Linked DNA regions of Homo sapiens: region 1 is linked to region 2. Evidence: chromatin contacts called from ENCODE Hi-C or POLR2A ChIA-PET data. All regions are on one chromosome and are shown on one strand. The core of a region is the stretch at or near the end of the contact, and the rest is flanking DNA. Distances in the headings are between cores, read along the strand shown.

Evidence for each region. Hi-C counts contacts between places; a loop is a spot of excess contacts on that map. ChIA-PET counts read pairs that join two places held with the same protein, here RNA polymerase II (POLR2A).
Region 1: a loop to region 2 is called in a map of ascending aorta, with 3 times the contacts of the local background. The contact joins the enhancer-like site here to the promoter of CCN2 in region 2. A Hi-C loop is called at or near these places in 1 of 168 maps with a recorded cell type or tissue (ascending aorta). POLR2A ChIA-PET finds 5 or more read pairs at or near these places in 1 of 52 experiments (HepG2).

The regions. Positions count from the first base shown.
Region 1 is chr6:131,755,058-131,760,706 of GRCh38, reverse strand. No RefSeq gene overlaps it. Among named protein-coding and RNA genes, the nearest start is that of MIR548H5, 34 kb to the left of the region's middle. Within about 2 kb of position 1,606, at least 2 of the 41 ENCODE cell types and tissues checked have a DNase peak (open chromatin) inside an H3K27ac peak, as active enhancers do; they include ascending aorta, where a contact is called at or near this core.
Region 2 is chr6:131,949,251-131,954,259 of GRCh38, reverse strand. It overlaps CCN2 (cellular communication network factor 2), which reads left to right and starts at 2,888. Exons shown (of 5, transcript NM_001901.4): 1 at 2,888-3,153; 2 at 3,268-3,490; 3 at 3,717-3,968; 4 at 4,100-4,311; 5 at 4,700-5,009. The coding sequence starts at 3,088. The coding sequence ends at 4,996. The region is part of intron 2 of CCN2-AS1 (CCN2 antisense RNA 1); the gene reads right to left.

The sequences.
Region 1 (5,649 bases), core at 357-2,856, 190 kb after region 2:
TTAATTTATCTCTCTTTACCCCTGAGATTTTCCTGTTAACTGGATAAATTTTTGTTAGTGACATAAAAATATAATAATAAAGTACATGGGGAAGAAAATACTTGCCTAGGAAAGTAGTCTTTTTTTTTTTTGCTTCAGCATTCTAAACTTAGAGGGAAAGTATTAACAACAGATAACCTGGTACTCCTAGCAGCATTTTCAATTAAGAGGAAATGGATGACTGCCTGGAAGTCCAATTGACCCACATGAGCCTGAAATCCCCTGGGAGTTTCTCTTCTCACCCTGTGCCCGTTCTGAGGCCAAACTCAGCATTTTGCCACATCTCCCAAATAGATCCAACACCACAGTGACTTGGTTAATAATATCAATTTTACTGAAGAGGAATTCTAGGGGAATTGAGGAAGAGAAATCACATCATCCACCACCCTGCAAAATTAAAAGAAGTGAAGCTTCAAGATTTGCCTCCAAACTCCTTTCTCTCAAAAATCCTGTATATTGTGCTGACATTCAAATCTAGCCTTTGACTTGATTCCTCAGTTACTGAAAAAGAAACCCAGGCATGTAGCCAACAATGCCCGCCACAGACAACATCCATCACCCCCACAGCAAAAACAAACCAGAAAACACAACAATCACTATCTAGTGTTAGTCAAGTCTGACCCCTGAATATGTTTTACCCTCCGTCTAAAGCAATTTATCACAATATTTACAATATTTACCCAGCACAACTGTGTGTGTGTGTGTGTGTGTGTGTGTGTGTGTGTGTGTGAGTAAGGGTGGGAGGTGTGGTTGTGGTGAAATTCTGCAGCAAAGAGAATGTAATTTTTATCAGATGGGTAAATATACAAAAGGGTTATATATCCATAAACACATAGGGATAGATATACAATATGAAAGTGACAGGGACTCTCTCAGCTCTGCTTTCAGCCTCAGCCTGTCCTTTCCCTGAGTTTTGGTTTCTGATGACAATGGTCTGGACAGCCCTGAAGTCCTAAGTGATGGGACTGGGATTTTTGACTTAAGTTCCCTCTGTGTGACAGCCTTCACCTGTATGGCCTCTTAAAATTGAGGATTTTTATTAAAATAGTAGATTTTAGATGCTCTGGCTACCAAGAAAAAAAAGGGCAACTATGTGAGATGATGGATATGTTAATTTGCTTGACTCTAGTAAGCATTTCACTATGTATATGCATATCAAAATATCATGTTGTACACCTTAAATATATACAATCAAATAAATAAAATAATTGTAAATGCCCATGACAGTAGTTTCTGCAAACACATGGACCTCCAATGCAAGTATTTTTAAAAAAACTTTTTGAAAACTCTAAAAAAGCCTTTCCTCTATATACGTTTGTATAACACATTTGATTAAGTTGAATTTTAATTGAAAATACAGAGACAATTTCTACTTCTTCTTCAACAGCAGTGTGTCCTAATAGCATATAAAACTGTCTTGAACATGCGAATAAGACTTATCTGATAGCTGTCATGAATCCAAATTCAAACTTTTTTCCAACTATTTACTCCATCACTCAGCAACCATTTAGTAATTGTCCAGTTACTGTTTCCAAGTATGTGGGCCTTGGCTTGTAAAGTCAAATTGGCGAAAGAGGAAAACCTGCCCTACGAAGTTTCCGTCAAATAAGTCTAAACTCCAGACAAGTCTTGAGTCACTCTGACTCTACTTGGTTATTGAATTATATGGAAACTTTTCTCTACTCATTGGCACTGCTAAAACCTCCAGACAACTGGTTTCCAGTCTTACAGTGTGGTGTGCTGTTTTTCTTTAATTGCCTTTTGAAACACAGGATAGTTTTATTTTCCACTTTCACCTTGCTGTTTTGGGGTTTCAAAATTTATATTTGCATATTATCTAAGTTATTCTTATTTTTAAATAAAGACAAGGAAATTTCAGATTTTAATATTTGATCTCTTTTTTAGCCATTGTTTCTTAAAATATCAGCCATCCTGTCTGAGGCAGGCACATTCCATGGTTGTCCCAGACATACCTAATGAATACAGCTCCCCTGCAGAAAATATGGGAGGGAGGAGAGAGTATTTGCCCTGGAGAGTTCCAGTCTGCCATTTTGCTGATCATTCCATTATCAGCATCTTATCCTCGAAGCTTTACCCACAGCACTTGTGCAAACATTATCTCTCCATATCCCAGAAAAACAAAACTAAGAATTGAACGCATTAATCTCTTGGGAATATATACAATTCAAAAGAGGCATAAAGAATTGGAAGAATTTATCACCTCTCCTATGGGAATAGTTCAGGTCCCAGAAAGAAAAGTTTTCAGAAAGAGCCTTAAATCCAGTTGGTTTCACCCTATTGGCCATCCCATACTCTGCACAGAGGGGGACGATACACTAGACTAAAAACAATATTCTAAATTCTCTGAACCTTACTTGCTGCATCTGTGCCTACTTTCAGAGTTGCTTAAAAAAAGTTGGTTGTGTAAACTTTAAAAAGTAATATCTTATGAGTGCATGTAAAAACTTGTGGAATCTGAGAAAGGTCTGTAGACTTGTTAACAGTATTGTACCAGTGACATGTCCTGGTTTTGATATTTTACCACAGCCATGTAACATGTTACTAGTGGGGGAAGCTAGCTAAAGGGTATACTGGGCTCTTTGTGCTATTTTTTTCAATTTTCTGTGAGTCTATAATAATTTCAAAAATAATAAATGTGATATATACGCTTTAATTTTAAGAGAAATAGTGTCATCAGAAGTTCTGAGGTTAAGGTACAAAACACATGCAATTGACAGTATTCAAGAGTTTTGGACTTACAAAAATGACAATTTCATATGGTATCCTAATACTATAAAATGTGTAAAATGCAGTTATACTTGGGTTTATTGCCAATAGACTTGTTTTTGCTAACTAGAAAACAAACAAAAAACCCCCACAAAATCTGAACACTTTTTTTAGTTGATTGTAATTTTAGAAAATAAATTCCCCTCTATCTAGTTTCTTACCTTTTTTTTTTTTTTTTTTTTTGAGGCACAGTCTTCCTCTGTTCCTCTATTGCCCCAAGTTGGAGTGCAGTGGCAACATCTTGGCTCACTGAAACCTCTGCCTCCCGGGTTCAAACGATTCTAGTGCCTCAGCCTCCTGAGTAGCTGGGATTACAGGAGTGCGCCACCATGCCCAACGAATTTGTGTGTGTGTGTGAGTGTGCATATTTTTAATAGAGATTGGTTTTGCCATGTTGCCCAGGCTGGTCTCAACTCCTGGCCTCAAACGCTGCTGCTGCTTCCGTCTCCCAAAGTGCTGGGATTACAGGCATGAGCCACTGAACACAGCCTACTTTCTTATTCTTGAGATGGATCTTAGGAAATGGTTATAAGAGGTCTGAGAGGAAAAGAAATGTGTTCTAACAGCAGTGCCGGCTTCTACTGCTCCTTGAACACAGTGCATGTCCCTGTGTTGACTGCTTCCCCATATATCAGCCTGGCTAACACTTTGCCTCCTCTAAATCTTTGCTCAGATTTCAGCATCTCAAAGAGGTCTCCCCGGAGTGCTCTGCTTAATATTTCTTGCAACCTACACTTCACAACATCACTACATTCAATTTTTCTTTCTTTCTTTCTTTCTTTGGAGACAAGGTCTCGCTGTGGTACCCAGGCTGGAGTGCAGTGGCACAATCATGGCACACAGCAGCCTAGACCTCTTGGGCTCAAGTGATCTTCCCACTTCAGCCTCTGGAGCAGCTGGGACTACACAGCTTCTTTTTACTCTTATTTACTTCTCCTTTTCTCTTCTGTGGCATTTAGCACTTTTTGTTTGTTTGTTTTTGCTTTTGTTTTTTGAGACGGAGTCTCCCTCTGTCACCCAGGCTGGAGTGCAATGGCGCGATCACGGCTCACTACAACCTCCACCTCCTGGGTTCAAGTGATTCTCCTGTCTCAGCCTCCAGAGTAGCTGGGATTACAGGCGCACGTCACCACTCCTGGCTAATTTTTTTGTATTTTAGTAGAGACAGGGTTTCACCGTCTTGTCCAGGCCGGTCTCGAACTCTTGGGCTCTGGCAATCAACCCGTCTCGGCCTCCCAAAGTGCTAGGATTACAGGTGTGAGCCACCGCGCCTGGCTGCATTTATCACTTTCTAACACACATAATTTAATTTTCTTATTTGCTATACCTGTTGTTTACTGTGTCTTCCCTGCTAGAATATAAGGCCGTAAGGGGCAAGGATCTTTGTCGAGTTTGTTCCTTGATTATCCAAAGCCCCCAGAACAGTGTCTGTAACATAAAAGGAGCTCAATAAACATTCACTGAATAAATAGATTTAACGAGATCTTGAATAGGCAAGACATGTCTAGTCTTTCAAGACTACAGAATGACTGTATGACTACAGAAGACAGTTGGTTCCAGATTCAGAGATAGCAAGAGAGGAAGACAGTGAGTCATTTGATGAACTCTCTTATATCAAAGTAATCAACTGAAGATTTAATTCTAAATTTCTGCTCTCAATTTGTGGAAAACTTTGCTTAAATGCTGTAAAAGGCTGATGTCAGAATCTGAGGTGAGAGTTGATGATGAAATCTCTGCAAGCTAAGCCCATTTTCTGAGATGAGATTTAGACAGATTTGGAGGATGTATCTACTGCCACGGCCTATTGATCTGAGCCACTGTGGCCAATCTGTTGCAGTTCTTTGTCAATATCCAAAAGTAACAATGCTGACCATGCCATGCTTCCTTTTTTTTAAAATTGTTAATGTGGCCACAGGATAAAAATATCCTGGGACCTAACCAATAAATGGGGATTGTAATAGAGGCCGACCAAATTTAAAGATCGGGGCAACCACAAACCATGATGAAGGATGCTATTAATGTGACTAACTCATCTGGCAGGAAATATGGAAGTCAAACCTCCAAATCATAGGGCAAAGATCAACCTGACACAATCCACAAATTTGAATCACTTGTGTGTAAACCCAAGTGGAGCGGAATTGCCTGGTTAATTCAAAAAGTGTGCTTTATATATGCCTGAGAGAGGATAATGCTACCACATGGCAGCCTCTGATGGACACAGTTTATATCTAGTAAGTTATCAAATCCTTGCAACAACTCTCTAAGGTAGGTATTAAATGATCCCCTTTTTGCAGAAGAGAAAACCAAATTGTAGAGTTTAAGGAACCTGTTCCAGATCACACAGCTAGGAAGACAGGATTTAAACCTTGGTGTCTATAACTTAGGAACCCATGCTCTTATCAATACTCTACTGCCTTCTAACACTCAAATGAGAGCAGATGATTCCTTAGGAGACGATTATAAACAAACTTTGTGGTTATCACTCTAAGGAGACAAGACAGGAGGAAGTCGTTGTGTTAATCATTACACATATTTTCTTAATTTCAGGAATACGAAAACTGTTGTAAAGTCTCAGAGACTGACATTATAAACGTATGAACAATGTTAACAGAATGTTATTTATTTAGTCCTTAAGAAATGGACTTGCTGGCCTCTCCAGCTTTCTCCTAGACCTACGAATGTCTACACCTTAGTAAACACGGTATGTTAGGATAACAGAACCAGCCTAGCTCTAAGTCCAGTGTTGCCCTTTACTATGAGTTGTTATCCAGCTAAGTTTATCCTGTGGGTTTGGGATAAGTCTGAATTGCATGGATTCTCTGT
Region 2 (5,009 bases), core at 1,639-4,138:
AATTCAGATCCCATGGCATGAATTATGGATGGAGTATCAGCCTTTCCCTTTGAGTTTCCTGGCATTTGATGGTCCATATCACAATAAAAACATACTTCTGAGTCTGTGAATGTCTTGGGTGTCTTCTCTCATTCTCTCTCTCTCTGGGTGTGTGTGCATGTATGTGTCTGTCTGTCTCTGTGTCACTCTCTTAATAATAGTCTTTTAACTCCTTCAAAAAGAGTTTTGATCATAAAGCCTCAATCTAACCTGATAATGCACAGAAACTTTTTCTTTCCTGAGATTTCATATGTTCTATATATTTCAATATGCTTATTTCCTCTTAAGCAACATTAAAATCATCTATTTGGAACTGACTATAGATTTTTTTGAGACTTCGAGGGACTATGAGAATTTTATAGTAAAACCAAATTCTTTCTTTTGACATTTTTAACAACAGAGCAGAATGGTAATATACTTATTATACACAGAGATTGAAAAAAAATCAAGAAAATCTGAAAAAAATAAAGCACCAATTCCCTGGAATTTTCATCTACTCAGCCCTCACTGAACCCTATTAAATTAAAAAAATTATGATTACTTTCATTTTTTAAACAGAAATGGGAATATGGCTCCTACGTGTGACTTCCCTGAGATCTGCGAAAGGCAGTTCCAAGAATACAACCTAGGCCATCTAACTATAACCCAGTACAACAATTTATCCCCTCCATGAATGAGTCTCCCTGCTGCAGGCATGAAGATGGTGGTAGCTTTCAGACTCTCCTGAGGATTCAGAAATTCCCCAACCCTTCTCCCACCTACCTCACTCTGCAAGCTAGGAGAGCTCACCACCAAGCCCACATCCCACCTTAGGTGAGACTCGCACTGCACATCCCTACCCTTCCCCAGCCACCACACCTTTCCAACCATTAGAGGTAGATGTAATTGGGGGTTTAGGTCTTGAAAGGTTTCACTGTGGCTTCCCACATATTTTGGACTTTTAAAATCATCCACAAGGGAAGAAAAAGTTGAGGGCCAAGTTGCCTTTAATACACATGTGGCTATTAAGTTAACTTGGAATGTTCCTTCTTTAAATAGGAACTCTTAGGCCTCTTCTTTTTGAGGAATGCTTGGAAAGGACATTAAATAACAATGACGAAAATTCTTCCTGAGCTTCAGAGGGCACCCCCACCCCTTTGCTGGCCATTCACACTATTGACATGCAACTACACTCTATAACATGTGGCTGGCTTAACGAGGTAATCGTGCACAGATGATATGCTCTATGCTGAAGTTGGAGTGGTTATATTTCTTCTTGGCTATTTTTCAACAGACTGTACTGAAACTTTAAAAATTTGATCAGTTTAAACAGGCTGTTTTCAAATGATAAATCTATAATGCATTGTTTCTAAAGCCGATCTTTGCACCACAAACAGATATGCTTATCTTGAACCCATGCTCTGAAGCATCAACAACTTAAAGGAATCTACTCATTGGTAACACCAATGTCAAATGATGCGGCATTACAGAATACAAAAATGGTATGGCCCTAGAATCACTCTCTTTATATAAAATGGGAACTGGAGGTATTAACAAAAAAGCCACTAAACAACATAGATTCCAAATGAAAGCACAGTGAATTAGTTGGGTCTTTAGTGAAGCTAAGTAGCACTATATTAAGAAATGGAGATATGCTTAGGTTTATTGGCCATATTCAACATCTGCACACACCCAGGGAGAATAAAGCCTATTCTTTCCTTGTCCTGACCTCACTCCCTCAGGCTGCATGTTCCTTGGGTAATGAGAAGTCACAATCACTATTCATAGATGTGTGGGGAGTCACTAAAAATATATTATTCACTGTCAATCTTAGTTTATATCCAGATACAACAGGGTACACTGCTCTTGTAATGGAATCAGACTTCTTATTTTAACAAGACAAACCAAATCCAATCCACATTTGAAGATTATAGGTTTTAATATAAGAAAATGCACTCATTTCTCAAAGACCCTAGTGAAGCTGTGTTTAAATGCTCCTAGGTGAACCCCCTTTGCATCCCAGTGTTCCCACCCTGACACCCAGAGCCCCTACCTACCCAACACAGAATCATTTGCTCTGATAGAACAATGGATCCCTTTTTCTGGAAACATTGATGGCCACTCCTCCCTTGTCCTTGCCTATATAAAACTCCTACATATATTAAGAGAAAACTAAGCAAGAGTTTTGGAAATCTGCCCCAGGAGACTGCATCCTGAGTCACACGCGTCTTTGTTCTCTTTCTTGTCCCAAAACCGTTACCTCAAGTGACAAATGATCAAATCTCAAATATAGAATTCAGGGTTTTACAGGTAGGCATCTTGAGGATTTCAAATGGTTAAAAGCAACTCACTCCTTTTCTACTCTTTGGAGAGTTTCAAGAGCCTATAGCCTCTAAAACGCAAATCATTGCTAAGGGTTGGGGGGGAGAAACCTTTTCGAATTTTTTAGGAATTCCTGCTGTTTGCCTCTTCAGCTACCTACTTCCTAAAAAGGATGTATGTCAGTGGACAGAACAGGGCAAACTTATTCGAAAAAGAAATAAGAAATAATTGCCAGTGTGTTTATAAATGATATGAATCAGGAGTGGTGCGAAGAGGATAGGGAAAAAAAAATTCTATTTGGTGCTGGAAATACTGCGCTTTTTTTTTTCCTTTTTTTTTTTTTCTGTGAGCTGGAGTGTGCCAGCTTTTTCAGACGGAGGAATGCTGAGTGTCAAGGGGTCAGGATCAATCCGGTGTGAGTTGATGAGGCAGGAAGGTGGGGAGGAATGCGAGGAATGTCCCTGTTTGTGTAGGACTCCATTCAGCTCATTGGCGAGCCGCGGCCGCCCGGAGCGTATAAAAGCCTCGGGCCGCCCGCCCCAAACTCACACAACAACTCTTCCCCGCTGAGAGGAGACAGCCAGTGCGACTCCACCCTCCAGCTCGACGGCAGCCGCCCCGGCCGACAGCCCCGAGACGACAGCCCGGCGCGTCCCGGTCCCCACCTCCGACCACCGCCAGCGCTCCAGGCCCCGCCGCTCCCCGCTCGCCGCCACCGCGCCCTCCGCTCCGCCCGCAGTGCCAACCATGACCGCCGCCAGTATGGGCCCCGTCCGCGTCGCCTTCGTGGTCCTCCTCGCCCTCTGCAGCCGGGTAAGCGCCGGGAGCCCCCGCTGCGGCCGGCGGCTGCCAGGGAGGGACTCGGGGCCGGCCGGGGAGGGCGTGCGCGCCGACCGAGCGCCGCTGACCGCCCTGTCCTCCCTGCAGCCGGCCGTCGGCCAGAACTGCAGCGGGCCGTGCCGGTGCCCGGACGAGCCGGCGCCGCGCTGCCCGGCGGGCGTGAGCCTCGTGCTGGACGGCTGCGGCTGCTGCCGCGTCTGCGCCAAGCAGCTGGGCGAGCTGTGCACCGAGCGCGACCCATGCGACCCGCACAAGGGCCTATTCTGTCACTTCGGCTCCCCGGCCAACCGCAAGATCGGCGTGTGCACCGGTAAGACCCGCAGCCCCCACCGCTAGGTGTCCGGCCGCCTCCTCCCTCACGCCCACCCGCCCGCTGGAAAAAGAAACCGCTCGGACTGAGTTTCTTTCTCCAGCTGCTGCCAGCCCGCCCCCTGCAGCCCAGATCCCAACTCGCATCCCTGACGCTCTGGATGTGAGAGTGCCCCAATGCCTGACCTCTGCATCCCCCACCCCTCTCTTCCCTTCCTCTTCTCCAGCCAAAGATGGTGCTCCCTGCATCTTCGGTGGTACGGTGTACCGCAGCGGAGAGTCCTTCCAGAGCAGCTGCAAGTACCAGTGCACGTGCCTGGACGGGGCGGTGGGCTGCATGCCCCTGTGCAGCATGGACGTTCGTCTGCCCAGCCCTGACTGCCCCTTCCCGAGGAGGGTCAAGCTGCCCGGGAAATGCTGCGAGGAGTGGGTGTGTGACGAGCCCAAGGACCAAACCGTGGTTGGGCCTGCCCTCGCGGGTGAGTCGAGTCTTCCTCTAAGTCAGGGTCGTGATTCTCTCCCAGGGAGGGAGTCCTAACTGTGCCGACCGAACGGGGGAAATACCTTATCCAGGCGTTTTACATGGTGTTTGTGTGCTCTGCTCTCGCAGCTTACCGACTGGAAGACACGTTTGGCCCAGACCCAACTATGATTAGAGCCAACTGCCTGGTCCAGACCACAGAGTGGAGCGCCTGTTCCAAGACCTGTGGGATGGGCATCTCCACCCGGGTTACCAATGACAACGCCTCCTGCAGGCTAGAGAAGCAGAGCCGCCTGTGCATGGTCAGGCCTTGCGAAGCTGACCTGGAAGAGAACATTAAGGTACATGTTCTGCTCCTATTAACTATTTTTCACAGGAAAAACAGTGGATAGGACCCAACTTAGGGCTCTTGCCACGCTTGTTAGTATAAGCCCGTTATCTCCAAAACTATCTAACCATTGAGCTGTTTTGCTGGAATGAGAGCTTGTGTAATAGCAACCACCAGTTTTCCACTACGAAATCTTCCACAGGGTTAGTTAATTCAAGACATTCCAAGAGAGGCTCTGGCTATTTTTGGACATAGCAAATGAGACTCAAACTTCCTCCCCTCAAAATATAAACAGAAGTCAGACAACAGAAGACTAAAACACAGAGGGTTGAAGAAAGCCACTCCTCTTGTAGAGTCGCTGATTTTTTTTTTTCCTCTCTCTTTTCCCTTGTCTTCCTTAGAAGGGCAAAAAGTGCATCCGTACTCCCAAAATCTCCAAGCCTATCAAGTTTGAGCTTTCTGGCTGCACCAGCATGAAGACATACCGAGCTAAATTCTGTGGAGTATGTACCGACGGCCGATGCTGCACCCCCCACAGAACCACCACCCTGCCGGTGGAGTTCAAGTGCCCTGACGGCGAGGTCATGAAGAAGAACATGATGTTCATCAAGACCTGTGCCTGCCATTACAACTGTCCCGGAGACAATGACATCTTTGAATCGCTGTACTACAGGAAGATGTACGGAGACATGGCATGAAGCCAGAGAGTGA